2 separate regions of the Homo sapiens genome follow, and region 1 is linked to region 2. Evidence: chromatin contacts called from ENCODE Hi-C data. All regions are on one chromosome and are shown on one strand. Each heading gives the region's core, a stretch centred on a gene start or an enhancer-like site at or near the end of the contact. The rest is flanking DNA. Distances are from core to core; before and after follow the strand shown. Region 1 has its middle 140 kb from the start of DUSP6. Region 2 has its middle 66 kb from the start of LINC02458.

Region 1 (2,700 bases), core at 80-2,579, 130 kb after region 2:
TATAGGCTTTTAGAATTAAAAACAAAAAACTTAGACAACCTGACACTCAAAACAGGAGCTCTATCTATAGCTAGCTTGATAATAGGTCATTGGTCTCTGAATATTATCAAGTAACAGAGAAGGTGTTTATTGTTGGCTGTACCCATTCACATACTGACATGAGACACTTCCCGGAGAATCCCAGAGATTCTTGCAAAAGATCTTTCAAGGAGTTGGCCACATTAAACGTTTGGATACAAGGCAATAACATTCACATTAGAAAAGATACCCCATCAGCCAGGCATGTTGTAGTAATGAAAGCTGGGACTAAGAGTAAAAAAAAGCAAAATTCTGCTATCACCTCAATTCTGCTTCTGTTATCATTAGAATGCTAAGATTTCTTGGCTTGAATATCAAATTTAATATTTTTTAGATGGCAGTTCATTTTTACATTCCTCTATAACTCATGAAGAAAATAACTGTTGAAGGGACAGAAAAAAATGGAACCATGAGTTTTAAGATTGGAATCTCAGTCCTGTATTTACTACCACCTACACATGGGTTTCAGGAAGTGGCTGCCAACCAGATCCTATTACTGCTTTACACAATCTGCCTATTCTATGGCATGACACTAAATTAAATCTTGGAGAATGTACTAGGATGGAGAGGAAAAGAGCAAATAGCAATAGATCGAACACCTTGGAAATTCCAACTATTGGCCTGGCATTGTGGAGTCTTCTGGGTTCCCTGAATGGAGACTATTATTCCAGAGATTGGTAAAAACACAATACAAAAGGCTAGAGACAGGAGATAGGAGGCTACTATTGGTTCTTCCATTTTTCACAGTGCATCAGATAGTGACAACAGGATTATAATTACAAAAGCTCCCTCACTTCTTTAAAGTCCCATCTTGCTCTACCCCCTGGCTCAATGCCTGGGTGCCAAAAGCTCAGGAAGAACAAGATCAAGGCAAAATTAACAGGTGAAGTTTAACACAAAACCTTGGAACAATTATCTCCATTGAAGCCACATCAAGTGACTTTAGGAAAGCAAATCAACTACACATTTTCTTAGTACCTTTGCACAGAAGATTAAAATTAGTAGTATATCTGCTTATACCTGATGATCTTTAAATATCATTTTTGTGCTTTCCCTGTGTATTAGCATGAAAAGTTTAAGCACACTGACTTCAAAACCAGTGAACAGAGATAAGAGTCCTGACTAGAAGTCCAGGTTACTAAAATAAAGAGCTTTGTATGGTGGTTTCTCATATTGCTATTACACAATATCATGTAACAATTCTCTCCTTAAAATTTCATCCCAGGCTACTGCCTGAGATACAAGTGAAACACCAGGGTGGACCTGGGGCCGGCTCTGAGGCAACTTCTTTAGAACAGGATGTCCTCCTTCCTTTAGGTGACAGGTTACATACTGAGAGTTTTTTCATCCCTATTGAAAACATCTCATTTGCTGCCAAACTATATGTAAGGGAAAGAAGCAAGGTCTGCCCTCAAAGGCTCCTTGGAGACTGAAACCAGAGAATAGCCGGACATACACGCAGTATGAAAAGTCTAAATTAAACAATGGCTTTACAAGAGCACCTTCCCATGTGACTTTGAATCAGAGTAAAGGGAAGTTCACAAAAATCAAAGCAGTAAAAGGGATCTTTATTTGGAAAGTACTCATTAACTGGGCAAAGCCAACCTTTAGGAATTAGATCTGTGAGGAAAATCCTCCTGGCAATGAAATCAGGACTTTGAATTCTACTGGCTCATAAAATAAATAATAATATCCACTTACAGTTCTATATTACCTTTCAGTTTACAAAGTGGCTTCCCATAGATTATTTTATTTTATCTTCACAACACTCGTCTTACATAATGATGCCTGATTATTCCCTTTCATGGGTTAGGAAATTGAGGCTGGAGAAGCAGACCGGATTTCCTCAAGGTCACATAGTTATTAAGAAGCAAAGCCCAAATTGACATTTTGGTCTCCAGACCCCCATTTAGGAGCTGTTTCTTTGTTGCATCTCTAAAGTTAGTAAGCCATAATTTTATATTATCATATCTAGGTATACGTTCATTTGTAAAAGCCCCTGGTTACTTAAGATCTTGAAAAAGAGTTAGGCTAGGCTTAGAATAAGGCAGAATTTCAAGCTGTTTTATATGTTCCCTGTGACAATGGCAAGAATCCAAGGTACATTTTGAAGACAAATAAAATGAACAGTATTTTTTTTTTTGAGACAGAGTCTTGCTCTGTCACACATGCTAGAGTGCAGTAGTACAATTTCAGTTCACTGCAACCTCTGCCTCCCAGGTTCAAGTAATTCTCATGCCTCAGCCAACCAAGTATCTAGGACTACAAGCACATGCCACCACACCCAGCTAATTTTTGTATTTTTAGAAAAGACAGGGTTTCACCATGTTGGCCAGCCTGGTCTCGAACTCCCGACCTCAGGTGATCTGCCCACCTCGACCTGCCAAAATGCTGGGATTACAGGTGTGAGCCACCATGCCCAGCCCAAAATGAACAGTATTTTTGAATTTCATAATAGTAATATCAAAGGCTAAAACTACTGCACATATTAGAAGCTCTGTCAGTGGAAAAAAAATCAAATTTCCCTGATCAACTTATAAACTTGAAACAAGTTTTTTCTAGGGCTCTCTCTTCACTGAATTAAATACTATGATTTTGAATGTTGAAAATACTTGAATCTTG
Region 2 (2,700 bases), core at 78-2,577:
TAGCCTTTTTCAACACCAAGTCCAGGTGATTCTGATGCAGGTGCTCCAGGGGCAAAGCATGAGTGCAGAGGTAGAGAGATTGCTATTTTTCCTAGGGGAGGTTGGGAGATTTCCTTCTAATGGCTTCTATTTGTTCTCAGAAATATAATATAGCAAACATGAATACTACAAGACAAACTTGAGTGTCATCTCAAAGACTCTCATCAACTACGAAAGGATTGAGAACAACCCGTCCCTGACCTTGAGAATTACGGTCCTGGTGGACTGCTGCATTTCATGCCCACTCTTGTACCAAGAGGAGCTAAAGAAGGCTTTATGTCTGTTCCTCCAAAAATTGCAGGAAGGAGTATATATCCTACAAGAGTGATAGGAAGGCCAGGTGATTGAGGAAAGACTAGATGAAGTGTTGAGATAAACTAAGTCAGCCAAGGGCACAGTAGGCTAGAAGCCCTATAAGAAGAACCCAGTAAGATCCAGAAGAGGAAAAGATATATTTATGGCTGAAAGGGAAGTACATGGGAGACTTGGTTTATTTACAGTGTCCTTGTGTTTGCAATGGGCATTGTTTAAAACTTCTTTTATCCCAGAATTATTTCCCAGAACTTCCTACCAGGTCTCCCAGAACACCGAGATTTACATCTGAAAAACCAGTGCACAACGGGGAACATCTGTGGTCTTCAACTTACACAGCTAATGGCCTTTCCCCCACTCTTACATCACCAGGGACCACAAGCCAACACATGCTGTAAGGATGTAACCAGCTGTAGGGAAAACATTCATTATCAGAGAGAATTACCCAAGTCCTAAATACTCGGCTATGCAGGAAAAATAAAATTCTACTTAATGGAACTAGCAAAAGTTGACTTTTTGAAAGGCTTTCATGGGTCATTCTCATTGCCTATTTCAGTCACCCTTAAGTCACAAATCTACAACTGGAGTCTGTGATGTTCAGGCAACTCTCAACTATCTGTACATCCAGCAATTTATAATCCACATATAACCCAAATGCTGCATTTAGCTAGTAATCTCCACTGCCTCCTCCTCATCATCCGTAAATAACTTCCCTGGCACCTTTTACTAGAGGAAGATGCTTTTCTTGAGTTTAACTTTGTCTCCCTTCAGCTTTCTACTGTGAACTGAAACAGTCAATGTTCAAGTGTAAAGTAGTACCCCACGAAAGTGAACTAGGTACAAAATGTGGCATCCCTACCCCCACCTCCTCGTGAGTTTGTGGGAAGAGGGTGTAGTACACTTACTAAGTTGAACTATAAGCAGAACTTCCCTAGGTAGCCAGAGGAAAATGTCCATGAACTCAAGCCAAGCCAAAGCTGCCATTCCCAGCCTTGTGGGCAGCCAGCCCACCCTTTCGGAAGTGCCTCAGACAGTGCTTTGTTATGTTTCTCCAGTGAGGAAGCTTCCTGTAGGTCGCGGTGTCTCCTGCCTTGCAACCATGAGAATAGCTGGAGCTCAGTCATCTGTCCCCCTCATCCTGTCAGAAGGAAGGGTCAGAGAATTCCCATTTAAACAACCTTAGCAGAGTTGATGGAAAAAACATGAGAAGAAGGAAAACTCCTGAGAGTCCAAATGGTTGTGGAAAATTATTTATACACACACACACACACACGCATCACAGTCTATATGTGTATACACACCTATAATGTATATATATTTATAATACAGAAAAATAATAAATAATATGCCTAATAGATTATAAGTATATACATATATAAACATACACATATATGTATATATACATGTAGATATGTGTACATATGTATGTATGTGTTTTATATATATTATGTTTATTGTTTGTGTATTTATAAATATATAAAATATTGCCCTATCTTCCTCTCCACACATATTGGCTCGGATTTCACAGTGCTTCCAAGCATAACCAAAAGACTCAAAAGAATGAAAATTAAAAACACAATGCCAGTTTCCAGCAGGATGGGTGGTAGTTGTCAAAACTTGATGTTCAAAGCCAGGATTAAAGGCTGATCTAGCCCATGGTAGACAGGTGCTTGAGGAAAGGAAGGATTTGGCAACTGCTTCCAATATCCTTCCATCTCCAAACATACAAGTTCAACAACCCACATTGTTCCCTTATTCTTTGTCCAAATGAGAAGAAATGCTTCTGCGAAGACATTTGTTTTAGCTTCCAAATGGTCTCGGAACACCCTGAACATCCTAGAATCTGCCTGCTGGGTGGAAGCAGGGTGGGAAAAGACATGCTGACGACCACTTGGGTGGCAGGCTGTTCCTTCCATGCCCAAGGCATCTGTACTTTGAAGTTCGGAAAACTTCCTCCATGGCACACTGATTTCCATACACTTTGATTCTTCAAGACTTTAAGTGATATGATAAGATAAACTTCCCCCGAAGGAACAAGGACAGCTGAGGAAGAAGTTATAAATGTTCCCAAAAAATCCCCTAATAATCAGAGCAGTCCATAGCAAAGTACTGTAGGCCTGTTGTTGAAAAGAGAAAACTCTGCCTTCTTTATGATAATCACTTTACTAATGGAAGTGTGTTTGTGAAGTGCAAATCTCCTTAGATGAGTGAAAAGTTTCTTTTTTCTAAACTGCAGAATGAGATTGCCTGTCCCAAAGCAAACACGACAGGTGCATGTGATCTTTCTTCCAGCTGTTTTGGTTATTTTCTTTCTTTTCTTTTTTTTTTTTTTTTTACATTTTTTTGAGG

The links. Hi-C counts contacts between places; a loop is a spot of excess contacts on that map. Pooled maps may share reads with other maps.
Region 1: a pooled map shows a loop between it and region 2 (2.8-fold over the local background). The contact joins two enhancer-like sites. A Hi-C loop is called at or near these places in 6 of 50 pooled maps.

The regions. Positions count from the first base shown.
Region 1 is chr12:89,211,127-89,213,826 of GRCh38, forward strand. No RefSeq gene overlaps it. Among named protein-coding and RNA genes, the nearest start is that of DUSP6, 140 kb to the right of the region's middle. Within about 2 kb of position 1,330, at least 9 of the 41 ENCODE cell types and tissues checked have a DNase peak (open chromatin) inside an H3K27ac peak, as active enhancers do.
Region 2 is chr12:89,084,249-89,086,948 of GRCh38, forward strand. No RefSeq gene overlaps it. Among named protein-coding and RNA genes, the nearest start is that of LINC02458, 66 kb to the left of the region's middle. Within about 2 kb of position 1,328, at least 3 of the 41 ENCODE cell types and tissues checked have a DNase peak (open chromatin) inside an H3K27ac peak, as active enhancers do.